Linked DNA regions of Mus musculus: regions 1, 3, 4, 5 and 6 are each linked to region 2. The links are chromatin loops, found by intact Hi-C in ENCODE. Cell type or tissue: heart. All regions are shown on one strand.

Region 1 (5,000 bases), 170 kb after region 2:
ACCACAACAAAACAAAATCCGATCAGGTAAGATGATAAGGACCTTGGCCAAGCAAAAAAATCTCATCTGCTAGGTTCCAGCTTAGGCTTCTGCAAGTAAGATCGAACACATGCCATCTACTTGCAAATAACCCTGAAACATCTAAGATACTCAAACCTAAAGGTAACTTTAATATTTGGAATTTCTATCAAATGTCAATGTTTCCTCTTACTGATGAAAACAAAAGAAAAGAAAAACAAAACACCAGCAACAACAACAACAAAAACTTAGTTTTTTGGAGTTGGGGAAATGGTTCACATCTTTAATCCCAGCACTTGAGAGAAAGGTGGACTTCTGTGAGTCCAAGGCCAACTTGGTCTACAAAGTGAGATCCAGGACAGCCAGGGCTACAAAATAACCTCAACATTCCCAATTGTTCTCAAAGTTCAGTGCCTGTTCCATGCTTACAACATACTTTATATATGGCCTAACATGTATAGATAGTACATACTTCACTGGACTGTTGGAGAGGCCAGTAGGTATACAGTACTTTGGGATACACCTGGATCTTGTAAGTGCTCAGCGCCATCATTACTGCTGTCTGCAACTAAATACCAACACTGCACTAATCATAAAGGGCAGCTCTACATACATTTGAACTATACAGTTATAAATCTACAGTAAATTCACATAATAATTATAGACACAGTTAATTAAGTACATCATCCCATCACAATTGTGTTCATAACACTCACCAGCTTTTTGAAAGGAAATATGTCATACATTATTCTACAATATTCCATGGAAGATTCTACTGAGCAAGTCCACAAGGATTTGGAGATGGGAGCCAAAGGGATGATGCCTTGGGTCCTGTTCTTCACCAGCATATCAAACTCCACATGCTGCCTACAGGATTCTGCCATGTATGGGCAGTGATCCACAACAAACACTGTTTTATGAGATTCAGAAAAAATCTTCATTTTGTTTTAACCTGTAAAAGGATAAACAAACTAGTCAAAACGATGACACATAACATTTATCATAAATGATTTCTCACTTAAGTGTGTTTTCAAGATTTGATACGGATCCTAAGTTCTGAGAATTTTGTGCAAAAAAGGCCAAAGTAATGGTGCCAGTTCAAAGAATATGCCACATCATACCATGCAGTCTATCTACCAAATGAAGTTAGTTCATACTTCTTTTTTTCTTTTACAAAGCACTTAAAATAGAAGAAAACATCTGTGCACATTGTATTTGATTCTTATGCCTACAAATCACAGATCTAATTCCTCAAATGTATTTATGGTGATCCTTGTTAGGGGCTAAGGGAAATCAACAGGAAAAGACTGACAGCAAAAGTACAACCCAAAATAGACACACATCTCCTACGGTAACTGCATATTGCGTCTTTCTATGGCTTCAAACTCATCCTCTCCCTCCACTTGCAATACACTACAGTAATTCACCACGTAGACCACAACAAGCAGATGCTATCCCATGCTGGCGAAGAGAAAACACTTCTAAAACTTTTTCTTATAAACACAGAACATGTGGTGCACTGCCCTGCTTCGCTCCTAAAATTTTACAGACCAAAAAAAAAAAAATTTTTTTTTTAAACCTACATTCTAAAGCACCTGGGAAACAGCAAGTGTTCAAGGTAACAAACCACCTTAGGGTCCCGCTATTACCTCCTGCTGCTCTGGAACGCACCGCCCCTCCCCGCCAAAGTCCCTGTCTGCAAACCTTCTGCACACACCTGACTGCAAGGGGGGTGGGGGGCGGCGAACGAGGTGAGTGGATGGGGAAGACCTCGGCATCGAGGTTCGCTTACTTTCGTGCCTGGTCCTGCAGTGAATGAACGGAGGCTGAGAGAGAAGGCGGACGAGGGTGGGTGGGGAGTCGGCGCACAGTCGGTCTGGTACAACCCGCAGAAGACTGACTGCCCGGCTCATCTCCCAACACTCCGGCTGCTTAAACGCAGGGGCGCGCGCATGCGCGTGCAAGCACAAGAGCGCACTCGGACTCGCGCGTGCGCACGGCGCTCTCGCACAGCCCCGCCATCTTCCCTTCTCCTTAGAAGCCACCAGAGGCCGAACCGGAAGAGGGCGGAGCAAGTGAGGGGAAAAAAAAAGCCTTTAACATTTGTTCCCAATCAACCGTAGGGAAGAACGGTCAGGACGACCCGAGAGATCCCCCCACAAAGTACTAAGCCACGGCCGGGACAAGCCAGCCTCGGCTCTGGACAGGCAGAGCCTACCCACCCAACCTCCCCTCTCCGCCTCCAGTCCGGGCCGGTAGCCCCTCGGAAAACACGCGAGAGTGTGCGAGCGGCAGAGCAAAACCTTGAGAGGGGGGCGAGGAGAGAAGCCCCGCCCCCTCCCCGTTCTCCAATCAACGGCCAGCCGTTTACCGGGGGTGGGGCCTTCGGGAACCAGCAGAGGGAAGTCTCGCGAGGCTTGTCGCTCAGCGGCTGCGGGTCGCGGAGGTTCTGGTCCGCCCGGGATGGGGCCGAGACGAGTGGGTTTCCCGTACGTCCCGCCGCTGTGTGAGCAGGACTGTGCGTCCGCTCGCTGAGCAGGCGCAGCGAGGGCGCGGAGACCACTCCGTGGGCACTCCACCTCGCGGGTGGTCGTCGCCCCAGGGGGACTGAAGCGCAGTGGAATAACTACACGCGTGGGCGAGCCTCTGAGCCGGGCTTCCTCTCTCCGTGCTCTCCCTGAGGTCCTGCCGGGAACTGAGGTACGGAAAGTTCCCTGAAAACCCTGGGCCTGCACGCCGCGGGACACCCCTTCCGGGTTCCCCTTCCTGCCACTCGGGAGCTCCGTGGGCGGTGGCCTGAGGGACTTGTCACTGTTGAGTTTACCTCAGCACACTTGACCGCGTTTGCGCCTGGGACTTAGCCACGGTCCTGAGGGAGCTGCTGGGATCGTTTGAGTCCCTCAGCGGCCTTCCAAATTCGGTTTCAAGTTGAAAAACTGGTTTTCTCCAGACAAATGTTTCAGAAGCTCCAAGTGTGTGCATTCCACCATTTTCAAGAACAGTGCAGTTCTCTGCTTTCAGAGTGATGTGTGTGGACAGGATGCTTATTGGTGTGTGTGGTCTGCACGCATTCTTTCTTTATCCCATTCTAAGGTTTTCTTTGAAAGACACATGCTTTTTATATTGCTACCAGCATCTGTGTCTGCTCCTCAAGAGTGAGGACTCTCTTTTCTTCCCGTCCTCCTTTCCAGAACACGGACCTCAGAACTGCCTACGTTCTGTATTCCACTCACACTGCACCAGGTTTTTTTGCTTCTTTCACTGTGACTGTTACAGTTGCCCTTCCTCCACCCCAAACCGGTGTCCCCGCCTCAGCCTTCCATACTTACTGTGACATGTATTCGCCTGAAACTTTTTCAAGTTCTAATTTAAGCATATCGATTCATCAGGGTTTTTTACCATCCTATCTCATCATATTTTACCTTTTCAGTGTCATCTTATTGCCACCCCTAATTCCTTTCCAAACACTGTGCCATGTGAGTCCATATAGTCTGCTAGAATGCTTGCTTTTCCTTCTGTCTTATCATCTATCAAAACCCAATTCATAGATGATTCTTTTTAGACTCCCTCCGGTGACATTGACAGTACAATGAACTCGGATAGCTCTTGACATAGTTTTGCAGTATTCATTAGGATGTATTATTTGTTCAATTACCTGTCTCTCCTGCCAGCTTGAACTTGAGTCTGGAATCATGTCTTATTCATGTTTAAAACAAATGCTATCTCAGTGTTGGCACAGAGCAAGCAATATATATATATATATATATATACACATACACGCACATATATATATTTATTTATAATGTCATTCTAAAGAATTTGATATAAAAATTCTGTCTCTTAGAAGTCAGAATATTAGAACCTAAAGGAACTTTTTTTAGGGTAAAAGCCTTTACTTACCTGCTTTGAACATGAGCAGTCATGTACTCCTAACACTTATGTAATTGTACTTTTGTTGTTAGTGGTTGGAGATTGTATATAATATCAAAAGCACATGCATGCACACACCCTATGTATTCAAATGACTCTATGTTAGTATCATGTTTGACAACTAGGATTTTATGTGATGCAAATGTTTTTGATAGTGCTCAGCATAAGAAAAATTTTACCGACTCTTGGCCATATGTTAGAAATAACTGGTTTGGGTTAGGTTAGTCCTTTTTTGGATTGTTAATTTGAACACACACACAGCATAGCCACGATTTTAAGGAGCATATAAATTGGTCTTCATTCAATGTGCTCTTTCTCTCAAATTGTGTTCCTTTCAACTTTAAGAACTGCTTTTCAGCCAGGCGGTGGTGGCACATGCCTTTAATCCCAGCACTTGGGAGACAGAGGCAGGTAGATTTCTGGGTTCGAGGACAGCCTGGTCTACAGAGTGAGTTCCAGGACAGCCAGGGCTACACAGAGAAACCCTGTCTCAAAAAACAAAAACAAAACAAAACACAAACAAAAAAAGAACTGCTTTTCTTCCTCAAGCTCCAAGTACATTAATTTTCAGGAAGAATAGAAACTTTCTGTAATTTCAAATAGTTTATATGTCTTTACAAGATACTCATTTTTATGTGTTCTTTATATACATTCTTTATGTTTGTTTATGAGTTGTTGTTGGAATCTGTACGTAGACTTGACTGTCCTAGAACTCACTTGATAGACCAGGCTGGCCTTAAGTTCACAGATAATCACCTGGCTCTGCCTCCCTAGTGCTGAGATTAAAAGTATGTACCACCATATTTGACTATATACATTCTTGATCTCTTAAAGTATTTCTCTGAATGACTTGAAACACATTTTTATTTTGCTATTTTCATGTGCCAGTTAATATATTACCTTTGTATTTACAAACACTAGAGGTACCCACCCGAGCAGTAACAATTTAAACTCCTGACATTTAAAAATACAGCTGTCATATGTCACCATTTTTTTTAAATCTCCAGAAATTGGGTAATTAGTAGATTTGTTTATGAAAGAAACAAGAGTTA
Region 2 (5,000 bases):
TAACAGAAATGTAACCAATGCAAAGTTAGCCAGACTGTATCTAAAGCTGTATCAAAGGGTTACATTTGATGAATTAGAATACTTAGTTCCAGGTAATAGTAAATCCAAGCTCAGAGCCATGGCTCACACATAAGCAGGATGTAAACAGAAACGAGAATCCACCCAACCAAGCCCAACACAAAACAGCTTCTGCCCTTGGCGGTGCTGCCCATGTTCTACCACAGACCATGCCACACTCTAAACCCTATCAAGAGCACCCAGGCCTTTTATTTTAAAGCTTCGGGCCTTGGGAAAAGTCATCCAGTCCCAGAGAACTGGGAGTCCTTGTCTACAAAATGAGGGGGAAACTCTATGATGGAGCCCCCAGTCTGTGAAGCCTATGGCTGAGCCCAAAACTATGGAAATGCATAACTGAGTCCCAAGTCTTTGAAGTCTGACTGAGCCCCAGATCTGTGGACATGTGAGACTGAGCCACAAGCCTATGGAGACCCATGATGTCCACAGGTCTGTGTGGGTAAAAGTCACACATCCCTGTCTTTGTCTGCTTGCCAGTCATCTCCATCAGTCAGCAAAGCACAAACTAATAATGTTAAAAAGGGAGGGAGGAAAAAAGATGACATGGGCCGTCACTGTGGGCCTGACTGGGTTTACAATCAGAGAGGTTTACTGAGGAGGGAAGACAGTCCTGAATGGAGCAACAACATCTCACAGACTGAAGAGCTCCAGGCTGAATAAAAAGACAAACTGAGATCGGCACCAGCATCCATCTGGCTCTGCTCCTCGGGGTGACTGCCTCAGAGCCCTGCCACCTTGTCGTCCCCACCAAGATGGCCCATAGCCTGCAACTGTAGCAAAATAAGCCATTTCTTCTTCTGTTGCTGTTGATAGTATTGTGTCATGGCTGTGAGAAAAGTTACTACTAGAGAGAAAGAAAAACACCCAAATAAACTTACAGCCACATGCATTCACAGACATTAGCTGTAAACAATAAATTATGCACACCTCAAAGTCTACTACTTTGTCTCTTCCCCAAATATAGTAACAGCCGTAGTTATCAAAGTAATTAGTGAATGATGCATAAAGAAGAATGTTGCTAAAGAAGGAAGAAAAAGTTGTGCTAAGGCAGTTCCTGGATATTTTAGGACTTTAAAGGAAAATATTTCATGATGCTAAAAAACTGAATTGTCAGGGCCCCCAATGGAGGAGCTAGAGAAAGTATCCAAGGAGCTAAAGAGATCTGCAACCCTATCGGAGGAACAACATTATGAACTAACCAGTACCCCGGAGCTCTTGACTCTAGCTGCATATGTATCAAAAGATGACCTAGTCGGCCATCACTGGAAAGAGAGGCCCATTGGTCAGGCAAACGTTATATGCCCCAGTACAGGGGAATGCCAGGGCCAAAAAATGGGAATGGGTGGGTAGAGGAGTGGGGGGGGGGGGGGCTTTTGGGATAGCATTGGAAATGTAATTGAAGAAAATACAAGAAAAAAAAGAAAAAAAAAGAAAAAAACTGAATTGTAAGTCAGGCATGGTGGAGAGAGAGAGAGAACTTTTGTAATAAACACTAACAGAGCATCTTTAAGGAGAAAACTTTGTGGCCTGTGCTATTTTAGGCAAGACTCCTATCCCTGGCCACCAACCCTGTGACCTCAGAAGGAAAATAAGACATAAATAAGGTCAGCTATACTACAAAGCAGAATTTGACCAGAGCTAGGAGAAAGAAATGAATAATTTGTAAATAACATAGGTCACAGGAGGGATGGAGTGATCTGTGATGAGCTAATTTATATAAGAATTATTCCTGAAGGCTGGAGAGATGGCTTAGTGGTTAAGAACATTGACTGCTCTTCCAGAGGTCCTGAGTTCAGTTCCCAGCAACCACATGGGGGCTCAAACCATCTGTAATGGGATCTGATGACCTCTTCTGGTGTGTCTGAAAACAGTGACATACATACAGTACAGTATACTCATATGCATAAAATTAAAAAAAATAATTATTCCTGGTGTTCAAGGAAACCATTAAAGGGCAGGTTGAATTTTAATCAGGAGATAAGGGAGAGAGATCACCACAAGTAAGAGAAGTAGGACTAATTTGAGTTTGCAGAACCTCTTGTGTGATGTTTCTTTAAAAATGCTTTTGAGAGTTCATTCATTTAACTTCACAATTCCCCTTCTGAGAAATGTTCTTAATCCTTAATTCTTCACAGATGAGATGTGGGCTACTGACGGGAATGTCACACAGAGCCATGTGTGACAGGTCTGAGGAATGCAAGCCACACCCCAAGAGACTGCAACATCTCCTCTCCTGCCTCCAGCAAACAGAAAGGTGTGAGCCAAAACAGAACGACTCCACAGATAGGCTCTTATGCTGAAGGAAAGATTTCCCGGGACCTCAGAGGCTTTTAAGCTAAAGGGAAGATCATGCCGCACGAAAGAGGCTGTTAAATGAATGATGTTTACATCAGTCTTATATGTTTACAGTCATCAGCATCTAAGTGTAGAAACTGCCATGGAAAGATATGCTTATCTTGATTCCCAAGTTGTGATGCCTATAACCGGGGAGGAGAGGTGTCACTGTGGGGAAATGACCCGAGTTCTAAGAATATTTCATGCATTTATAAGACCGTGAGATAGCCAAGATCAAATTCAGGGTCCACAAGGTGGAGAGAGTGGATGAGAGAATGTAGTGGTTACTGGCAATATCGACAGGTAGCCTTCATCAAAACACACAATTAAAGTGCAGTGTGCAGAAGAGAAAGTCAGGTCGCCACAAGAGTCTCGCTAACTGTACCGAGTCAGATGCAGGATGCCAGCAGTCTTACACTCACACAACAGAAGGAAACAGACTGAAATCACAGAAGCCCATGATTCACGCTCATAGTCTTGCTTTCTAGTCCTTTGGGGGTGGGGGTGAAGGTGGGGGCACAAGTGGGTTCCTGAATGCAGGTGCAGTACTTGTAGAGACCAGAAGAGGGCACCAGACCCTTTGGCAACCTGAGCGAGGAGCGCCAACCACACTGCAGGTCCCAGGGATAGCCGTCATCTGCTTAAGCAATCTCCCAGCTGAGCCATTTCCCTAGCTAGCTGCTGTTGTTTTGCTTTTGGGGTTTTGTTTTAGTTGGTGTTTGTTTCTTTTCTTTTTATTTATTTTTTTTCTAGAAAGTGTCTTCTATGTGGGCCTCAGACTCAACTTTACAGCTGCTGCTGCTGCAGACAATCCTGGCCTCCTGCCTCCTCACTCTCAGAGCATGGGACGCCAAGACTGTCCTCTTCCAGCACTTTAGTGGTTTTTTTTATTAACTGTTCCTAGGAGTATTGGAGTTAGGAAGTAGGGGTTTAGTGCCATCTAGTGGACGCTTGACCTAGTTACAAACAAATAAGCGAGCCCATTTTCTTCACTGGGGTGTGTGTGTGTGTGTGTGTGTGTGTGTGTGTGTGGTGTACATCACTCACTTCTTTTTTTAATTGACACTGTATTTCACTGGCTTAGAGCCCTCCTGATGGGCTAGGCTGGCTGGCCACAGAGCCTGTCTCCATTTACCCAATGGTAGGATTACAAGCACAGGCCCCCACGCCTGGCCCTTCTCAGGTAAGTCCCGAATGGCAAGAACCCCGTGCTTTCAAGGCAAGCAGCTTATTCACTGAGCTCTCCCCAACTCCCAAGTAAGCTACTCTAGAAGGAAATATGACAGCCAGGTGTGGCGGCACGCACTTGGAAGGTGAGGCAGGAGTATCAGGAGTTCAAAGCCAGTCTCTGAAAAATAGCAAGTTCGAGTCCAAACAAAATGAGACCCTGGCTTGCCAAGCCAAAGGCCATGTGAAATCTTTAACAAAATTATTTTACATTCTTTGCTTTGTCTTGCTTTGGAAAGAAATACCAAGTTGTTGCTTTAGTGACTGAGCTCCACAGTGTGGAAATGTCTGAAGCAGTGAATGGGGAGCAGAGATGCCCGAGTGTTGCCCTTCCCACGGGGCAGGATTGGTTCCAAGGCTGTGTTAGCCGTTCCTCAGATGACGTTGTTTTCTCTCCCACAGGCACGGTCCCGAACTTAAGGTCTCTAAGTCACAGCGTCTGCACAGTTGTACAGTCCGCATCTGCCACCTTCACCTTGACTGACTAACTCATGTGTCCCAAGGAAGTGACATTACAGAGAGACAGGTGACAAGTCTGCAATCACATAAAGTCCAAATGTCTGAATTACCCGTCCTGTAATTAAATGCTTATTTCTACATTTCAACCCTGGTTTTCTGGCCCTCTATGTTTCTGGAAAGTTAATCTGCATCTTCTAACACTGTGTGGCGAGTCTCCTCATGCTGAGGAAGGGCATCTTTTAACCTCGGCTACTCATGGTCTTGCAGAATAAAACCCACGTGTATCCTCCAGTGCTGTCCTAAGCGTTGATGCTTTCTACATTCACCATAATGTAGAGCCTGGTCTTCAGTGGCTTACAACTGTGCATGCTCGGTGTACAATCGCTTGCTGAAGCCCCACTGCGCATGCTCGGTGTACAAGCGCTTGCAGAAGCCCCACTGCGCATGCTCGGTGCACAATCGCTTGCTGAAGCCCCACAGGAAGTGCTCTGCTTGCCTTGGACTCTGTTTCTACAACAATCATAAGCTCATCGTGTTCTTCTGAATGACTTAACTTCATAGCTGAATGCTGGTTTAACGGGTTGTGCCTGGGAACTGTGATCATAACACTGTAGGGTTTCTTTCTCTTTTCTGTTCTTAGTTTAAAGTTGCCTTCTTTAAATTTACTGGTTTTAGCATGTGCACTGATGCATGATGGAAGCCATCAAACGGTAAGAGCCCGCAGCTCAGTGGTGTGTTACATGGTTCCCATGGGGACCGCAGGAACCTGAGGACAGTAACCACACCTTAACACCTGTGCCCCCAGCACCAAACCAGGTCAGCGCTTCCACATAGTAGGCATTCAGTAAGTGACCTCGAAATTTCAGATTAGTGAGGATCAAGGCTTCTTGGCCTCTGTGTTTTGG
Region 3 (5,000 bases), 93 kb after region 2:
TATTATTGAAAGCAGAACAGGACACACTTGGCGGGGCGTCTGAGGCAGGAGTAGAGTCCTGGCTTTGGACACAAATACCCTCTGTTCCTTGAGTCGGTCACTTCTCTTGGTCCCCATCTCCTGGTCCCAACGATGCCTACTGTGGAGCTGACCTCCTCAGCCCTTCCAGTGTTTGCTTTGTACGCTATCCACATTCGACCTTGCAAGTGACCCTTGAACTCTTGCCTGGTCTGGGTGGTGATAATTACTGCATCAGCTAATTAACTTATGAATGTAGTCATTACGGCTTTGCCGTGGTAAGCACTTTGCCTCTCTTACCTCTTTCCTCCCCACACCCCTATGCAGAAACCACTGTGAGTTCCATTTTTAAACTCAGGAGATGTAGCCCAGATAGATTTCATAACCTGCCCAGGGTCATAAGGTTTGCAAACCAAAGGGTGGGGATCCCAGCACAAACCTTCTGTTTCTAGAGCCCCTCCTTTTAGCTGCTAAATGGTGACACCTTTCATGCCTACCAAGTTTGACAGGATTCATCAATGAAGCACTATCCTGGACCCAGACTAGACTTGGACTGTGAATTCTTTCAGAAACAACTGGATCAAGCAGAAACACTTGGACTAAGTACTTCTTTCACACTTCAATCTCAGGAGCAAATAACATGGAAAAGATATTCAATTAAACCTTCCTTCCCACAATCTGTGGGGAAATGAACAAAGAACAGGAACTGTGGAGCCACTGGTGTCCTCCAGAGAAGGCACTGGGCACGCAACACAGTCACAGAAAGGCTCTCTCCCTCACAGCCCGGGGGACAGGACTCCAATACCTAACAGCTGAGAGCAGTCACCAGCCTCAATCTCCTCAGATAAGACAGTCTGAGGCAAGTCCTGTGAAGTAACCAAAAACTACCTGTGCACTAAAATATATCATAGAGTGCAATTAACTGTTCACCAGCGCGAACACCATGAAGGAATTTTCTAGAAACCAGAAATGGTCCTAACCTAACTAACACGCTGCTTTTCTGTATGATATACATCAGTATTTCCCCAGTTCATATACAAACTCGAATCACAAGGGCCTTGCAGTAGGCTGAACTCCTTTCACTGGGCGAAGGGGATGGACAGGGAGAGAGAATAGCTGAGTTCTAGAACCCTGGCTGCCCAGGAGGCCAGTTTTGGCAAAGCCTGAGGAGTGAGTCCTCCTTTGGCAAGGCCAAAAGGAAATTACTTCAGCGAAGAGGGGCTGGTAATCTCCTCCAGCAGGACAAAGCCACATTTGCGCGGTGCACATCGCCTACTTTCATGGCCAAAGCCTGGGACTTCAACCCACCCTTCTTTCCAGCCGCGCGCTGAGAACGGGCCATAGGGAAGATGAGGAGAAAACACACATTTTAATCAAAACAAGGCAGGGAAGGCAGGCTCGCAGGGCCTGTCTGGGGCGTGCGAACCACTTCCTCTTCTCGGATGTGTCTCGGGTTGGAGATTATGAAGTTGCTGAGAAGCGCTCGCGGCTTCCTGCGCGCTGAGACCTAGGGGACCCGGGGCTGTCCCAGGCGCAGACCCCAGACAAGCCGCGCGCCAGAGGGACAGGGACCCGAGTTGGCTGGCGCTGCTCAAAGCACGTCCTGCTTACCCCAGGGTGCTGATGAAGCCATTGACCGAGCCCTCCGCGTACAGGGACACGATGTCCCCAATGTAGAGGAAGCTGGACATTTTGTCAGACATGCTGCTTCACGCTCCTGTGGCTGTCCCTGCTGTCTCCGCTGCACGCAAGGGTGAGCTCAGGCCCGCTGGGTCAGAGGGGTCCAAGCAGCTCTGCTCGAGGAGCGGCAGCGAGGCCACCGCTGGGGACACTGCGATGGCCCCGCGCCGCCGTCGCCGCCCCTGCCCAGCAGTAGGTTTCCTGTTCCTGGCGAAGTTCTGTCCTACACCTTCGCTCCTCCTCCCTGGCCCGCGAGCCCTCTGCGTCCCCACAGTTCGCTCCCGGCCTGAGCGGAGCCTCTAGGTCCCCTTGGGGGACTCTTTAGACCAGGTGGCGGTGCCCACGGACCGAGAGGGCGGGGAGAAGCCCCGGGGAGGGGGGCGCGTGGCCAATCAAGCCTGGGCGGCCAGGGGCGGAGCGGGGCCGGGGCGGGGCCAGTTCTCGGGGGACGGGCCACCCCGAAGCGGCCAGGACAGAGGCGTGGGAGCCACGCTGGGCGGCGCTGCGGGGGTAACGGGGACTCAGCCGGGGGCATTGGTTCTGGCTCAGGGTGATCTTGGAGGGGCAGCCCCGAGACCAGCAGCGACAGTCTGGAGTGACTCCGGGAGGGGAGGGAAGACGACCCCAAGGACCCAGGAGAGACCCAGGACTTTCCAGATGCGGGCTGGGAAGGGGTGCAGTGCAGCCAGCGTAGACAGGACGACCCGGAGCGCGCAGAGACAATCCCTATTTGCAAAAGGCAAGGGACTTAGAGGGGTTTGGAGGAAAACTGCCGACACGAGGGTTCAGATGGAACCGGCCTTGAGGGACGCCGACTGGAAGAGGGCGCAGAGCAACCACGCTGCTTGGAACTTGGCGCGCCGGTGACAGTCCAGCTGAGAGTAGGAGCCCGCAGGCGATGGGGGTGGGAGGGGGTGGGAGTAGGGTGGGTGAAACGCTGTGGTGTTCGCACCACCACGCAGAGGCCTGGAGAATCCTGACCGTAAAAGCTGGAGTCTGAGTGGATGTATGTTTTGAGTGGAAAAGTTAATTGAGAGGGAGGAAAGGGTTGAAGAAGACACAAATGAAGAGAAGAGGAAAGGAGGAAACACTCCTGTGGAGCTGTTCTTGGATCCTGTTTTTCTTAAGTTCATGACTGGATAAAAGGATCCAGCAGCTGCAGCTGCTATGGTGACCACCCTGGTGACCGTCAGTGGGTGGGTCAGCGATGGCAGTGAGGGCTCACAAGTGAGGGTAACTGGGTTCCATCTCCAGGAACCGGTGACAGCCTTTGTAACCCCCCCCCCACACACACACACACAAGGTTATAATAAATAAAACTGGAGGCAGGACATGAGTGGGAGCAACCCCTCTGTTGTGTGTCAGTCCACCTCTAGAGTACTGTTTTAGAAATGTTTGGTCCTACCCTGTGGAAGATACTGAAGAGGCGAATGCCGTGATCAAACCACAGCTGACCAAAATCAGAGTTTAGGGGAGTTTTGCCTTCCAATTCAAAGATGCCTGGGATGGAAAGGTTTTAGACAGCAAGGAACAGAAAGGAAATGCCAGTCTCGAGTCTTGGTGTGGGACAAACCCCACCTTGTGTAGAAGCAGTGTATTCTCATTTCCAATGCCTCTCTTCCTTTTCCTCTCCCTCCCACCAACTGAGCCACATCACCAGCCCACAGATCTGGTGACTTAGTAGGTGAGAGGTGCCCATTAGGAGTTGTCCTGTCTACGTTCATATTGGTGTTGGGAAACAAGGGATGGGCTCTGAGTTATAAAATCTCTAGGTGAAACAAGATGGGTCTGGGATGGAGGCATCTGCTATCCAGAGCATTGGAAGTTGTGTTCTGAGATGGCCCAATGGATGCTCAACAATTGCTGGCCTAAACCTGGAAGGTTTTCTTATACAAAGTCAGGCCAACAGGAACAAAATGGGTGTGTGACTGTTTCTCCTGACAAACAGATAACGTGCCAAGCTGGGTTCCCAAGTTCTGGCTTCTTGTGAGACCAGCCTCAACCCAGAGTAGGGCCCCCTAAAACCAAGAGTCCCAGGACAGGAGTCCAGTTACCTAGGGTAAGACGCCATCATCCCGAGGTACCTCTCAATACCTTCCCTTGCCTGGGGCTGCTTCTCTGACTCTTACATGCCTGGATGCTTTTTCTCCTGCAGCTCTTAATCTGATCTCTCTGCTTCTCCATCATGGTGACTCTCCTCCTTCTTCTTCCCATTCTCCTTTGCCCAGGAAATCTAAAAGTCCCGCCTCTGTCTCCCTGCCCAGCTGTTGGCCGCTGGCAGCTCTTTCTTTCACCAATCAAAGCCAACTGGGGGCAGGAACCTTCAGTCTCTTACAGGTATACATACCGGTTCCTGTGTATTAAATTTGTATTAATTACAAGTAGCATTAGAACCAACCCCAACAGGTCTGAGCTGAGGGTTGTCATCACTCTGGAAGAGGACAGTGCATTAGTAAGTTTTCTCGTTGCAGTGATGAAACACCTGGGAAAAGCAACTTAAAGAGAGAAGGTTTGCTTTCCCTTGGGGTTTGAAGGAAGGCATGGCGGCAGGAACCCAGGGCAGCTGTTACATCTACTGTAAGGAAACAGACAAATGAGCTCAGGTATCTGTCCTGTTCACCCCCCCCCCTTTATTCAGCCTGAGACCCCCGTCCCATAGAATAGAGTCACATTTAGAATGGGTCTTCCCTCCACAGTTAATCATCTCTGAAAACACCCACACATGCCCAGGGGTGTGCCTCCTAGGCAACTCCAAATGTAGTCAAGTTGACAATGAAGATTCACCCACCACATGGGTAGATAAGGGCAGGGCCCAGGACACGGGGTTCAAGCAAACCTTGACAAAGGCAAAGGCCTCACTGAGGAATTACCTGTTCTTTGTTGTTGTTTTAATAATCTCAAATTTGTGAAAGACTTTTTCAAAATAATACAGTGCATTCATCAATATTTATAATTTATCACAAGTTTTATGGCTGTCTTCACACACACTACACACTCAAACATATACACACTCACACACATACACACGCTCACATACACTCACACACAAACACACACACTCACACATACATACATACACACACTACACATACATGCACACACTCATACACATATTCACACACACACACATCTTCAGGATCTTTTGATGTAGATAGCAAATATCATGACGATTTACCTGTCATTACTGCGAGTCTCTCATGCAGTATTAAGGAACAAAATTCAAGTGTCTAAGAAATTTGATACTGGTATAAACTTTTATCTAAGCTGTCTTTATTCCAGTGTGGCCAGTTGTCCATCCCAGG
Region 4 (5,000 bases), 350 kb after region 2:
GTTCCACAGTCCTCATTTCCATCTGCAGCCCCATCAGAAATGCTTAGCCTAACTAACTCAGTGTTAAGGAAAAAAGACCAAGGAGCCAAACTTGGCTCTTGCTAGAAAAGCAAATGTTATGATCGATGGTTATTTCTACATGTATATGACTTTTCAGTTTCCAAAGAATTTTAATAATTACATACACTTGACACCAGGGTCCTTACTGAGTTGGGAGGTTGAGCTTAAGACTCAAACAAAGTCATCTTGTGCTGGGAGAGAAAGCAGTGAAGTTGGTCAGCAAAGAATGCTAAATTCTAGTGTCTCTGAGAAGGAATACTGATCATAGTAAAGAGTCGAATCTTGGTCCAGTTTGAAAGATTTCCTTAGCATAGCATGCCCAGTGGTTGCCTTCAATAAATAACTTATATCTTAAATGGAAATAGAAATGTATTTTAAAAGTCTAATTATTTTTTCTTTGGAAAGGCAGAAGAAGTTAGAAGTGGCTATGGAAGAAGAAGGATTGGCAGATGAGGAGGTAATGTAACCAACGATACTAAACGGAAGTGTCCCAGTGAGTTCCCTTATCAGTGTTAGCTGATGTGTGGGTTGGCTATGGTTGGCTTTTCCATCTGAGTATGGCTTCTTACTGTATTGCTGTCATAGGCACCTTAGGAAATGGCCTTGGCCCTCAAGAACATACAGTTGCTGAACACCATCCACAGCATTATGGGAGATGGGAAAGGGTCCAGTGCTGGACACCATCCATCCATCCACACTACTCTGGACGAGCAGGACAGGGTCCAGTGCTGGACACCATCCATCCATCCACGCTACTCTGGACGAGCAGGACAGGGTCAGGTGGTGGGCACTATCCATTGATTCCTTCTTCTCACATTTATTTCTGAATATTTTAAAACTGTTTACTCTCTAATTAAGGTTCCCTTGTACCTCACTGATGAATGACTGTCTTGAAATGGTTTCTTCCTTATGCTGCCCAGTTTTTCTGCACTCTGAAAACAAGTCTGGTGTATCTCCTGCATGTATTGTTTTTGGTGAGATGTACCCTGCTCCCTGAAGTCTAGGGTGTTCATTGAATGCTTGCTTCCCAGTTGGTGGCGCTGTTTGGGAAGGCTCTGGAGATGTGGTCTTGCTGAGAAAGTTTGTTACTAGAGATGGGCTGTGAGAGTTTAAAGACTTCAGCATTTCACGTTTGCTCTTTGCTTCCTGCTTATGGCTCAAACTGTCCTCTGCTTGCTGCTTCTCTTGCCACACCTTTCCCATCATCGTGGACTGACCTCTGGAACTGAAAGCCCTAGTGCACTCTTTCACAAGTTGCCTTGGCTATGGTGTTTATCACAGTAGAAAAGTAGCTAAGGACTGCAATGCAGGCTTCCTTCCCAGTGGCTGTTTCTCTCTAGCCTTAGCTCCTGGCACCCCATCCAACCGTGGCCAGTACTGAGTTGCTGTGATTTTTCCCTGCTTATTGATGGCCCCTTTCACATGCTATTTCTGCCATTTGAAACTTTCTCCTCTGAACTCCAGTGATTCTTCAAGGAGCTTAGGTCTTACTTCACTGGGAAATCCTAATTGCTTAGCTACTCGTCCTACATTCTATACTAACAGTGTTTCTGTCCTTGTGATAGCCTTTAAATAAAGGGCATCTTCCCAGAGACTAGAAGCTGTGTGTGTTAATCAGTTTCACATCCTGGAGCAGACGAAGGGCTTTTGCAGGGGGCACACACATGCACGAAAACTTGTATACGTTACAGGGGCTGCTAGTATAGTTCAGGATAGAGTTCTTGCATAGCCCTGGTTTGAGTTCCAGCAGCCACCACCCAGTAAGTCAAAAATGTGTAAACATTACAGAATATAGCAAACTTTGAAAATACATAGACTCTTTCCCAATACAGGAGCTCAGAAAAGACTTATGGGAGTTGTAGCAATTGCTTTGAATCGTTCTTGATGGAAAGAAGTTACTTCATAAACAGCACTGTAGTCAGCAATAGTGGCCATGCATGCTTAAGTGGCAAGGGAAGCTGAAGGCATGGAAAGCTAGCGTCAGGTCAGTTACTAAAAAGAGCTTTATTTTCCAGATGAGAATGAGTTATAACCTAGGCTTACTGACTGTTCAGTGGTCAGAAAGGAGCTTGAAGACGCTGACCAAGTGAGTTAATCTGCCCTGCAGCTAGCTGCCTTAGCTGTGTGCCATCCGTCTAGCTGGGCTCTTAGGAAGGCAAACACACACTTAAAGTTACTGTTTATATATAAATTTAATGCATATCTTAAAGCCCCATCTTGTTAAATTTTATTGTGAGGCAGTAATTTAAGGGCTTCATCCTAGCTCATAGAGAAAGGTGAGCAGATCTTTCCTTATTTGTCTCACTAATATTAAAACTTTTTTTCTAGCTAGTAATAATGGTGCTGATGCAGAAGTCTTTTTTGTTTTGTGTTGTTTGTGTTGTCCTGGAACTCACTGTTAGAAATGTTAAACACAGGATCTTGAAGTCTAGGGAAAGGTACCAAAACAGATGTCCATGCCGAGCACAGTGGAGACTCCATTGAAAGATAGCATGCACTGTATAAAGGACCAGGTCTCAGGGGAAAAAAGGAAAGGAAAGAAAAAGGAGGATGAAGAAACAGGTTTTTTAATGTTTGTTCCTCACTTTATGTTAATGAAGACCTGCCTATTTGTTAGCTATCAAGAGCTCAGGATTACCCATGTCAGGTGACAGGTTAGCCCAGTGTGGCTAGGTTCCTGTTGTGCAAGAAGATCTGGAAGCCTGGACTTTTATATAAATTGGCTTACTTTTAAAATTATTGCCAAGTGATGAGAAGGTTTCTTGGGAGTCAGGAACTGTCTGGGAAGGCCTGGCTTTGTAGTGCCCCCTGGTGGGCATTAGTGATTTTTTTTTCTTTTTTTCTTTTTTTTTTTTTCCTCGAGACAGGGTTTCTCTGTGTAGCTCTGGCTGTCCTGGAACTCACTCTGTAGACCAGGCTGGCCTTGAACTCAGAAATACGCCTGCCTCTGCCTCCCAAGTGCTGGAATTAATGGCGTGCGCCACCACCACCCGGCTTTTTTCTTAATTCTTGTAAATAGCTTGTAGAAAATGTTAACTCATTTTGCTTCTAAAAATCAACAGCTCATAATGTCTGTTTTTAAACATCCCTTTTTTTTTTTTCTGTAGAGGTACTTTAAAGTGCCTGTGTTTATTGTTAGGCCCTGTGCTAGGGCCTTGAAGATGTTGTGGAGAAGAGAACAAATTCTCTCAACCTTGATGTTGAAACTATCAGTATAAGGGATTGGAATTTCTTAAAAACAAAACAAAAAAACTTTAAGATTTCTTAAACAATGTGAATGTGGAGTGCATGTGGCACCCATAGGACAGCCTGGGGTGTCAGTCCTTAACAGTACTGTCTGCTGTCTACTGTGTACTGTGAAATAGTTCATGAGTGAGCTGTGAAACCATTAAATTGTGACCATTTACAACAAAACAGTGGCCAAGACGAAGTTGTTAGTGTTAATATCTCAGAACTTTGAAATACCCTTTCTGTTTTAAAAACACCTTGGCATCTTGCAGATTGAGACTCTTACCCATTTGAAAAGGAATGGAGTCTGTAATCTTGGCACTAGGGAGTGAGAGATAAAAGATTCTCAGTTTCAGAATGAGACTGATTCAAAACATGGGGAGAATATATATTAATTAACAAGAATCATCAAAAATGGATGTTTATTAATGGAAAACTGAAATGAGTGATTTAAGCTGCAGAAGAGAGCCATGAAGCAGCAGGAGGGAAGGGGGGAACACAGAGACCTTGGCTTTTAGTACACACTGAGCAGATGCAGCAAGGGCTCTTCATGGGCTTTAAAACGCCGATGTTGCTTCATTTACCCCCAGACTGCAATACTGACTGAAGGGCTAAAGTCACTGAGTAGGTTTTCCTGAGGCCAGTGGTTTAATGCACACTGTGGTTTCCCTTTTGTTGTTGAGGGGCTATGCTCTGGTAGACAGGAGCACCTATCAGATACTCAGTGACTAATTTTTGTTGTTGTTTTGGTTTTTGGTAGACTCTTGTCTAGACTGTAAGCACATTTTATGAAACTGGACAGCCAGGTCTCTTCTGTTTAGATGAGACAGGTTTCTGTAGCTAAACAGAACTGTGCTGTTCTGTAACCATGAAAAAGGAAAAATTTTAAACCATCTTTCACATTCTTATGTTCATCTATCACATGTAATTAAATTAAAACAAGCTCTTGTATTACCATGAGAGACACAGTGCTAGAGTACCACCAAGTAGCTTCTAAAGAGAACTCCAGTTCAGGAACTTAAAGCCAGCTCTTTGTCAGAACTGCCACCCCCAAGCACAGAACAACTGGTGGTGGGTTCCTGTAAGAGAAGAATACACGGACCACATTGTGCTGTGAGGCCCACCTTTGCCTTTATAATGATATAGATGTGATTTCAGCTGTATTAAACTATTTAAAGGTAAAGTTTTCCCAACTCCAAGATAAGTGCAGTTTACTTTTTAAACTAGCATGTAACTGCTAGATATGGGTAGTTTTGATAAAGCATTGTTTGCTGTATTCTTCATTTCCTTTATTGTGTTGTTGCTACCCAGACACATGCATGCACATGAGTGTGTGTGTGCGTGCGTGCGTGCGTGCGTGCGTGCGTGCGTGCATGCGTGCGTGCGTGCGTGCGTGCGTGCGTGCCAGCCACATAAATGAAATTGTGGGCTAGAGAGATAGTTCAGCAGTTAAGCACACTGGCTGCTCTTGGAGAGGGCTCAAGTTAATTCATAACACTTATATAGCAGCTTAAAACCATTGTAACTTGACATTATAACAGACATTGATGTAGACAAAATACCCAGATGCATAAAATATATTTAAAATAAAATGTTTTAATGTACTTTCAGTGAGCTGTGTGAATTCCTGACATAATTTCTTGCTTGCCGCTTCCTCTGTTACATGTGTTAGAATTCTGTTTTAATGATACCCAGACTTCTAATTAGACACC
Region 5 (5,000 bases), 140 kb after region 2:
ACTTATATCAAATTCTGCCCAAAATATTTTTCACAATATTCTAAATTTGGTTTCTCAAGTCACTCTTCACTGGCGGCTGGCTTTCCCATTTTCTGTTGTCTCCATCCTGAAAAATTTAGAAGAAGGAAAGTGAGACGGTGATAAAATATTTAGTAGCAATTTAGTAGTAGTTTTATCTACTTTTACCCATTGGAACTAAAATCTAACCTATTCACAACAGGAGAACGTGGGCACTTTAAGAAAGGGATTGCAGTTCGGGGTCCTCCAGTCAGTCCAACCTCCTCACTGTGCACACGAGAGAAAGGTGAGCCTGTAAACATCAGGGCGCTTCCCTAAGGTCCCCTCCCTATCCCTCACCCTTCTCCAAGAGAAGAAAACAGAAGAAAACGGAAGTCTCCTCCATTTAGTCAAAGATTTCTACAAAAGGAATGCCTTTAACAGTGTACTATAGGAATATATCTTCTTAAAACAACCGATTAAAATAATCATGTCTGAAATTTATTCTAAATCTTTAACATTACATAGATTCAGTGTGTGGTTTTTATCCCCCTGAAAATATAATGCACACAGCTTCATAATTACAATCAATAAACTGGGCCTTTGTGAGCGCCAAGGGTCTAACAGGTTAATATCTTTCTCCTTAGAGGCAATATAAGTATTAAATCATAAGAGTAGTACAAAACTGCTGACCAAAAGCAAGCAGTTTCATTACAGGACTACACAATCAACAAAGCAGTTTCCACAGGAAATTACACAAACCCATTTTCCTCCTTAAGGTGTTGATACAGCTCTGCTCTGTTATTGACAGAGTTCAAACGCCCAGCAAACTCCTGGTGCTTTCTGGAATTGGCAGTGTTTATTCTGTTACTCCACAAGGATAATAAGGACACTGGCCCTGGTGTTAGAGCAGAAAGAAGAGAAAAAAAGCAGAAAAATTACTACTTCAAATTTTAGAAATGTAATAAATTTAACCCTCACTTCTGTTGTTCATTTTATACTCTTCAGGCACTGTACCATGCCAAGAAAGTTGAACAGATTTCCACCAAATCCACAGGACACACTTAGGAAAAACAGCCTTAAAGGCAGTGTAGGTAGACATCAGGTACACAACTGGCTTTGGGGGGGACAGAAGGTGGGAAGTCTTTTCCAAAGTAGATGAAATGGGTTAAAGAATGCTGTTGATCAGAAAACACACAAAGAGTTAGCTTGTAAAACAGAATGAAAGACATGAAGGTGAGAGGGACACCTAAGGGAAGAGGGAAACAAGAATTGGGGATGGGTATGATTCAAATGCACGTATGAGATCGCAAAGAGTAAAAAAATAAATAAAATCTTTGAAGTATAACTAAATTTCTCATTCTAATCCATAGTGGTACATTCAGCATGTGAGATGTGTAATTATCTCAGTAAACACCAATTTAAACCCTATTATTTCTAACTCTAGCAAAGACCTGAGAGGCAGGCACCAAACCACCTCAAGGTGACCCCTGCTTCCCCAAATGCAAGGACATTAGTGGCTTGAAGAATGAGTATGTCCCAGTGCACTGACTAAGGAGTGACTAGCCTGCATGCTCAGAGGATGACCAGCCAATAACACTGGGCTGCCCTGTTCTTGATGGCTAGGAGACACAGGCATCAGATAGTCTGATGATTTTCCATATACTCTAAGAGGACTGAACCCAGGATACCTTCACAGACACTCAGGCCCAGAATGACATCAGGAACCCAAGTCTAAGTCCCATCATTTAGACCTAGAATTACATGAAGAAATTTAATTTTCTCAGCCTATAAATAATATTAAAGGTTTTAAACAATATCTTCACTTAAGCTTGGTCATATGTTACTACTAAATGAGTAAATATGATTACATTCTTCCCTGGGTACCAAGAGTTGGGTGGAGAGAAGAACAAGTATTTCTCTCTTTTTCACACATAGGATCTAAATGTTATATGTATGCACATGCACATGTGAAAGTGGAAGAGAGGTTTTCATGTGTACGCACATGCATATGTAAGAGTGGGAGGGGTATGAAGGGATTATTGAAGGAGAGTGGGGCAGAAGAGCATCTCACGTGGAGGGGAACTATGAGCAACAAACCATGATGTACTGAATAAATATGTCACAAGAAAACCAATTATTTTGTTCATTAATCGAAATGAATAATGATAAAGGGGCTTGGGGACAGTCTGTCCTCCATAAGCCAGCACTTGGCAGTTCTGGGAACATAAGCAGATTTAAGCTTCTAATTTACAAATTCTTAAAGTATAGATTTTATATAAAGTATTTTATTTTTCAAAGCTTTTATTGATAGAAGCATACTGCTACTATTTTTTTTTTAAATGTTAAAAACATCTTCACTTCCAAGGATGTAAACAACATCTCCAGGCATCCAGGCGTCAGTAGCTCTTTCTCACAGATACAATGTGAAGTAACACTGCCCAGAAACATGTGCTTAGCTAAACTGCCCAGGCCACTCCCAAGGTTGTCCTCACCTTTAGACTTTTCCATGTGTGGTGTCTCATCCGTTTCAACAAGGGGCTTTTTGTTTGGAGGTTCTGGAGAATCAGGTGAGTCCTTTATGACCTCTGCTTCAGCCAACTCTTCTTTCCCTCGTTCTAAAATCCCTTTCAATCTGGAAGAGGAACAAGTAATGAAGCAGAGTTTAGTTTATAAGTCTATAAGTGGCCCAGTAACTACACTACTGTGTGTATCAGTTTTTATAAAACATACTTGATCTCACAAAAGAATCTAAAAATCATATAAATTAGTTTAATGAGTTCTTCACAATTTTATTTCCCTTTATAGTAGTAACAGTTCAGGAATTAGTCCAATGTAAAAGTTAAAACCAAACCAAGGAAACTTAAGTTAGTAGTTAAAAGGTTAGAAACAATGTAATTATGAACAAGACATTTCACAAGACCCACATTTTAAAAATGAAGGAAAAAAAAATCTATGACAAATTACAAATAAAATTAGTCCTTACTGTCTAGTGTGGTGCGGTCTGTGTGACAAGGTATGCTCTCAGGTGTTCTTACTCGCAAGCCTCATCACTCTAAAGCTTTTTCTTGAGACGGTCTCAGTGTGTAGCTCTGGCTAGCCTGAAACTCTCTATATAGACTAGGCTAACCTAGAACTCAGATCAACCAAAGTGCTTCTACCTAAGCGCTAAGATGAAAAAGCCCTACTCTAAGCTTTTATTAGGCTTCCTTAGTAAGAGGAATACTTCTCATATATGCACAAGGCCATACACTGGAGGTCAGCTGGAGCTGAAGTAAAGTGTACTGTTTAAACTGCTGAGAAGTAAAGTGCTCTACCTGTCTAGAAATGATGAGGACTTCAAGAACTACTGTCAACACATTCCTACAGACCTACAGTGAAGATGGTAGACATGGAAACATGTATGTATGAGCAGAGGTCTTCCATGAATTAGTAACTGTGAAGGCAGAGGCTATTTGCCACTACAATAAATCTAGCTGTCTTGTCTGATCTGTGCAAGGACATAGGAGTTGATATATTAAGATACTTGTTAAATAAGGGTACAGGCAATTCATGTACAATGGCATGTGTGTGAAGGTCAGAGGACACCATGCAGGAGTCAGTTCTCTCCTAGACCATGTTGGTCCCAGGAATCCAACTCAGATACTCAAGTGTGGCTTCAAGGGGAAACAGTGTGCTGATTAGGAATGATGTCAAAATTAGGATTGCATGCTAGTCCGTTCCAAAGGGCAACCTGAACCTAATTCGTATAAGATAGCGTTTTCCACACTGTGCTGTGATCACTGAAGTATGACCTATCTCTAAAATAAGGCAGGGTGTTCTTTCAGGATGACATCTTGTGATGAATGCCTGGCCAGTGACTCACTAAACATAAAATTATGTTTGTGAATTTTATAATATTCAAAGTATATACTGGTATCAAACACCATAATGATAACCAGAATTAGTTAGCAAAAAATTAACACAATTTTGTCATAACAATAAAAGTTCATACCATTTTAAGGCACAGAAGGATGGGGTGACTAAGAGTACAGTTAGCGTGGACAAGCACATACTGAATGAAGTGAATGTGTGACAGGCCAAGGTGGGTGCTAGGGGACAAGTCACCTGTCTGCATCCGGCCGGGCCTTTTCCGTGCCGTGCTCCTTCCCTGCTTGTTCCGACTTGTCTTCCCTGTCCTCCCTCTTCCTCCCTCGCTTCTTCCGCTCTTCTTCTTCTGGGGGTTTGCTCCTACATGCCATTAGACACTCCAATACTCTCTGATGCTTCTCAGAGTTGCTGATATGGGCTCTGACGAGAGTCTCTAGTTCATTCCACATGATCCGGTACTGTTCATCTCTGGAGTAAACATCAAAAGCACACTCAGAAATGGTCCTGGTTATAATAAATATTAGGCACTTGCTATGGTAAAAGAAACAGAAATGGAGATGTATTTTTTTCTTTTTACTCCATACTTAATAGTGGAACTCCAAGTTACACTGTAGCAATGCCTACTATGTCCCCATCATATGGTACATACACCTCCTCAGATAATTTACACACAGAAGAATTATCTTACAGAGTAATGCCTGTTAAATAAACAGGATGTGTGAAGGTGTAAAGAAAACAGCACTACCTTTTAGGTCCCTTTCCTCTGGTACCGACTGTAGAAACAGGAAGAGGGTCATTCTTCCTTTCCATATCAACTAAGTTGTATATGGTCTTCTGACAGTTTAACACATCCTCTTCTGTCAAAGACTCTTTCACAATGACACCAGCTAATGGAACTACCTGTTAGGTTAAAAAAAAGAGAGAGAGAGAAAGAAAGAAAGAAAGAAAAAGAAAAAAAGAAAAGGAAGAACTTGGTTTAAAGCTGATATTAAAGATGGCCACATAGAGGGGAACACCATAACTGCTGCTTCTGTTCTCAGTCACTAATTCTTCAGCCACAACAACCTCATGCTTCCTATCTTGCTTGAGAAATGGCACCAATTACAAATTTAAAAATTTACTTTCTAAAAATG
Region 6 (5,000 bases), 130 kb after region 2:
TGGGTGGGAGATATAGAACAGGGAAGGCCAAGCAAAGGCAAGGGCAGAAGGAAGGGAGGATTCTACAGCGATGTGAGGGATGGATGGAGGCATGAAGAGAAAGACAGGAAAGAGCATGAGAGAAGAGCAGAAGGGAAGGCAGAGGGGAGAGAAAGGGACAGAAAAACTTGCTGAAAGACCACATGACAAGGAATTCACAAAGTATGTTATATCGATTAATATTGAAAAGATCACTGCAAGGTCAGTCCATTCCCTTTTTACTTGAAGAAACTGAGGCTCAGATCAATTAATGTACAATCTAACCAGTCTAGCAGATTGGTTTTATGTCTCTTACTCCAAAGTCTGACACTTTGTGTAGCATAGTGTCCTACCTTTCAGTTTAAAGTAAATCCCTGGACTTAGATCAGAACTCGGGTACTCTTTTGTACATCTGGGAATTTTAGCTCCCAGACTGAACCTCAGTTTCCACTACAAACTAAGGACACTAACACTCTTTCCCCCCTCTTTGGTGGTGCAAGAAGCATGGAACATAGCACATCATCTACAGGATCACGCACATAAAGGGTTGCTGATTAAACAGAAGCCCTGGCTGTGCTGGGGTTTGTTTTTGTTTATCGTTTTGTTTTGAGACACAGTCTCATTATGTAGCTCTGGCTGTCCTGGAACCCACTATGTAGACCAGGCTGGTCTCAAACTCATAAAGAGAACCGCCTGTCTCTGCCTCCTCAGTGCTGGGATTAAAGCCATTTGCTATTTACACCCAGTAGTGCTGTTGCTCTTATCTTCAGCATTAGGGCTAGACAGAGTTCACAGACAAGGTCCACCAACTACCTGAAACCCCTCAGAGAGGCTGCCAAGGTACCTGGTGTTCCAGAGTGTCTCTCTGGTACAAAGGCTGGCAGACCACTTCCAGTGGATCCTTTAGTGAGTGAGGGTGATAGTTCTCCAGTGTTGACTGAGAAGCAATGCCTGCCATTGCTTCACCAGGGCATTCTCCATGATCCACTGTCTCTGGAATACTGCTTCTGCATACTACATGACTTGCAGTAGCAAGGTTATTCTGTACATTGTGCCTAAACTGTGGGATATAAAATGGAAAGCTGGAGAGTACTTTAAAATTCCCAAAGAGGCCCCAAAGAAGTGAGTGAAGGGGCTAATGTATCTTCAGTGGAGCCAAACGAAAGGAGCACAAGATCAAGTCAGATTTTTCTGTCTTCCTTACCTCTACAGGTCATCAAATGCCCAAATAAGGGTATATTAGCTCCTACAGTATTTGCTACCTCAGAGTCATGCCCTACCCAGCTTATAAATTTAAATACTTTAGTGCAAGAGTCTATAAAGATTTCAGGGCCACTGCATACAACAGTACTACAGAATCCATTAAAGTCTTTGACAACAAACCTGCAAGCCTTTAGTGTTCCTAAGCCCATTCCTCTCATGGTATTAACTGCTACATTCATAGATTCCTCCTTCTCCCAGGGCAGAGGCTCTATAGTATTAATGTTGCTGGGAAACCGCGAGTCTAAGATTTTGAACAGGAGCCCTATCACCTGAGCCCACAAAAAACACAGGAATGTCCTGCTTTACTGAGACTTGTATCAGAACCAATAGGCAAGCATGGTATTTCTCCTATTACCTGGCACTCTCATTCCCCTGCAGGTGCACTCACACAGGATGTCTTCCTTCAGTGGCCTGTTCTTCCAGTCCACTTAGAAAGGTCTGTAGTCATCCAATTGGTTCCTAACACTTTCAGCATCACCAAGAGAATCACTGTTATTTTCTTCCTATTGGCCAGAGTTCTTCCAACTAGCTTCATGAAGCCAGATAAATCAGCATTGTTATGGGCATAAACACACATCTGAAATGTCTTAAGTACCTCAACAGATTTATTAACTATCTACAAAGACAACTCTACCTGCAGGCATGAGCACACACAGTATCTATATGGATTAGTACATCTGACCTAACTACTGTTAGAAACTGTTCGTCTCACCAAAACCATCTTAGATAAAAGCTCATGAGAGTCAACTAAATGTGTTCTGAGAAGACCTCAGTGTTTACGGCTACATGATGTGCCTGTGCCATCCCAGTTATCCAAATTCACATATTCATTTATATTACCTGAACGAATGGGCTCAGTCTAGCCAGTATTCTACTGAAACATGGTCTTCTTAAAAGCTGAGGACTATTTCTGACTTTACCAATAGACAAGTGATGACTGTAGTTTTCTCTTTGCCGTATTTCCTCTCTGCATACATTATTCAAACCTACCACAAACTGACACACCTAGGTTTCAAATAGACTATGCACTATTTAGCTCATGCTACTCTGAAAGTAACTTAGAAAGACACAAATCATGTGTTACACCTGACAGACGACGAGTATGAAAAACACTTGCTATGATTATTGCAGAGGAGGCGGCAGAAAGAGTAAAAGAGCAAGAGAAAAAGGAGTCTGCTGAGAGGTTGTGTGTCAGAAGCTACCTTCATAAAGCCTCGCCAGTATGTTTGCCTAAATATAAGCTGAACAAGGACAGCCATAGATATGATAAAGTGGATGACGGAAAGCTCAGTGATGTAAATCCTATATAAAGAACTACAGGCTATGCTGAGATCAGGAGAAATAGTCTCCCCCAAAGACGAGCACACCAATCGTTATCCAATACCTAGTGCTCAGCCATGAAAACACAAATGACATTATTCAGACTGAACAGGTTCTATTTATATATTTAGGAATACACACACACACACACACACAGAGGGTAACACACAAATTAAAGATGTCACGCATCAGAAAAAGCAAACAGAGTTATATGGGAGGGCTTTAGGAAAGGGGGAAATGATGTAATTATCATCTCAAGAGACATTTTTTAAAGATTTATTATGTATATAGTGTTTTGTACTGCATGTATACCCACATGCCATAAGGGGGCACCAGATATCATTATAGACAGTCATGAGCCACCATGTAGTTCCTGGGAATTGAACTCAGGACCCCTGGAAAAGCAGTCAGCATTCTTAACCTCTGAGCCATGTCTCCAGCCCCTGAAAAAAAATTTATATGAGTGTACACACAACACACACATTACCACTTAAAATATTTAACTACCACTGAAGTTAAGTCCACTTTGTATTTTGTCCATCTAATGGTCTACTACATAAACAGGCAGCACTGTGACTAAGAAAGCAGAGTGCTTTTCACACAGAGACTGAGAGCAGGACCAGAAGCCACAGTGGACTGCCATGGAGCAAGGGAACAACCAGGAAAGGTGTCCAGCCTTCTCCCCTTTCCCACATGCCAGAACCAGAGAAGAGAAGCAGTAGAGACCATCCACCCCAGCAACACATGGAATATGGAATACAAACCAACAGGATCTAAGAATACTTTTCAAATCAGTGCCTGACTGTTGTATAAATCAGTGCTGCTCCTAACCTTGGTCAACGTAGCTTCTTTTTGCAGTGAGCAGCAGTCAATGCATAGTCATAACTGGTCAAAGTACTGCGAATAAGGGACTGTTAGGTAATCAGCCTAAAATGGAACAGCAGTATCAGCACTGCTAATATTCAGGGAACAGAATTGAAAAGGGGTGTAGGCAGAAAGGGAGGAGTATGGTGGAATATAAATATAGTCTGCTGTAATCATCATAGCACTCAGGAACTTCCTGATAACCCCGCCCCCCCAAACACACACACACACACACACACACACACACACACACACACACACACACACACAGGATCCTGTCAGTTAACATTCCATTCCAGCACGGATAGGTCAGGGCTTGAGGCTTGAGGCAATACTCCTACTTGAGAGGCTATCAGCACTTGACAGGTGCTGGGGGAGACAGTCATTTTTCTTCAGGGCTGTAAGTTCTGCCCAAGCTCCACTGGATGCCCACAGCTATGTGCTTGCACGGAGCACTAACTGGAAAAGGAGGATGTGAAGTTAGAAAGGGAGGCATATGAAGCTATCAAATAGAAAATACTATTTATAATCTTCTAAAACAAAAGGTTGGAGAGATGGCTCAGCGGTTAAGACTACTACCTGCTCTTGCAGAGGACTTGGGTTTGGTTCTTGGCACCCACATAACAGTTCACAATCATCTGTAACTCTAGTTCCAGGGAACCTGATATTCCTTCAGGCACCAGGCATGCACAGTACAGCACATATACATGAGGCAACCACTCATATACACTAAAAATAAATACATTTTAAAAATTCATTATCAGGGCTGGAGAGACGGCTCGGCGATTAAGGGCACTGACTGCTCTTCCCAAGGTCCTGAATTTCATTCCCAGCAATCACATGGTGGCTCACAACCATCTGTAATGGAATCTGATGCCCTCTTCTGGTATCTCTGAAGACAGCTACAGTGTATTCATATACATTAAATAAATAAAGTACAATTCATTCTCAACAGTGAGAGTGTGAGGCTCAAAACTAGTTTATAGATTATCTCAGTGTATTGATTGTAAAGACAAAATGAAATGTGCACTTAGCACAGCACCTACCATGTCTCATTCAAAGCAATCCGCTGTCATCTGTTCATCTCTGTGGCAATTCCCTAAAATTTCTCTCAAAGTGAAGACTATCTGTATGCAAACTGCCACTAATTCGAATTTGGGGAGGAGGGTCTGTTTGCAATGTTAGAGTGCTATCATCTGGATGCATTACAGAATCTTCAGAAATATTATTTAGAAAAGATAGAGTTGGCCTTTCCGTAAACTGTTTTAAGTAAAAAGAGAGTCTAGATTGTGTCTGCATAGTGCTGAAACCTAGATCTATCACTTGGGTAAGCAATCTGGTTTCCTGCAGATGGAAAGGTTGATGAAATCATTAGAAACCTCTTTCATACTGAGAACCTGCACCGTGAACCAACGCAGTCAGGCCGAAGCACCCAGTTCTTTCAAACTTCAGTCTTAGATAAGGTTTCTATTGTGACAAAACATCATGACCAAAAGCAAGATGGGGAGAAAAGGATTTATTTCAGCTTACATTTC

Evidence for each region. Hi-C counts contacts between places; a loop is a spot of excess contacts. Peaks named below come from ENCODE experiments on the same cell type or tissue, not always from the same donor. Only the 100,000 strongest peaks of a DNase experiment are listed, where the experiment ranks them.
Region 1: a loop joins it to region 2, with 2.1 times the contacts of the local background. A loop is called at or near these places in 6 of 42 quality-filtered maps.
Region 3: a loop joins it to region 2, with 3 times the contacts of the local background. A loop is called at or near these places in 10 of 42 quality-filtered maps.
Region 4: it touches region 2 in a loop (2.2-fold over the local background); 9 of 42 quality-filtered maps call a loop at or near these places.
Region 5: a loop joins it to region 2, with 2.4 times the contacts of the local background. A loop is called at or near these places in 6 of 42 quality-filtered maps.
Region 6: it touches region 2 in a loop (3.0-fold over the local background); 6 of 42 quality-filtered maps call a loop at or near these places.

What each region holds. Positions count from the first base shown.
Region 1 is chr6:146,575,491-146,580,490 of GRCm38, forward strand. Ints13 (integrator complex subunit 13) reads right to left here and starts at 2,345. Exons shown (of 18, transcript NM_138757.2): 1 at 1,811-2,345; 2 at 735-970. The coding sequence starts at 959. It overlaps Fgfr1op2 (FGFR1 oncogene partner 2), which reads left to right and starts at 2,421. Exons shown (of 7, transcript NM_026218.2): 1 at 2,421-2,718. In heart, a CTCF peak has its summit at 2,068 (motif pointing right); DNase peaks (open chromatin) are centred at 2,021, 2,351 and 2,731; H3K4me3 peaks cover 3,710 bases; H3K27ac peaks cover 2,514 bases.
Region 2 is chr6:146,407,048-146,412,047 of GRCm38, forward strand. The region is part of intron 9 of Itpr2 (inositol 1,4,5-triphosphate receptor 2); the gene reads right to left. Among named protein-coding and RNA genes, the nearest start is that of Itpr2, 93 kb to the right of the region's middle. In heart, CTCF peaks have their summits at 3,013 (motif pointing right) and 3,216; DNase peaks (open chromatin) are centred at 3,044 and 3,544; H3K4me3 peaks cover 656 bases; H3K27ac peaks cover 566 bases.
Region 3 is chr6:146,500,158-146,505,157 of GRCm38, forward strand. Itpr2 (inositol 1,4,5-triphosphate receptor 2) reads right to left here and starts at 2,066. Exons shown (of 57, transcript NM_019923.4): 1 at 1,630-2,066. The coding sequence starts at 1,721. In heart, CTCF peaks have their summits at 2,182 and 2,382; DNase peaks (open chromatin) are centred at 784, 1,234, 1,434 and 2,054; H3K4me3 peaks cover 3,067 bases; H3K27ac peaks cover 2,052 bases.
Region 4 is chr6:146,759,656-146,764,655 of GRCm38, forward strand. It overlaps Stk38l (serine/threonine kinase 38 like), which reads left to right. Exons shown (of 14, transcript NM_172734.3): 3 at 466-517. Among named protein-coding and RNA genes, the nearest start is that of Stk38l, 37 kb to the left of the region's middle. In heart, CTCF peaks have their summits at 1,080 (motif pointing right) and 2,856 (motif pointing left); no DNase peak of the experiment used is centred here.
Region 5 is chr6:146,549,880-146,554,879 of GRCm38, forward strand. Ints13 (integrator complex subunit 13) reads right to left here. Exons shown (of 18, transcript NM_138757.2): 13 at 4,613-4,767; 14 at 4,105-4,335; 15 at 2,493-2,632; 16 at 760-895; 17 at 208-285; 18 at 1-106. The coding sequence ends at 67. Among named protein-coding and RNA genes, the nearest start is that of Ints13, 25 kb to the right of the region's middle. In heart, no CTCF peak of the experiment used is centred here; no DNase peak of the experiment used is centred here.
Region 6 is chr6:146,541,892-146,546,891 of GRCm38, forward strand. No RefSeq gene overlaps it. Among named protein-coding and RNA genes, the nearest start is that of Ints13, 33 kb to the right of the region's middle. In heart, CTCF peaks have their summits at 2,918 (motif pointing right) and 4,357 (motif pointing left); a DNase peak (open chromatin) is centred at 3,840.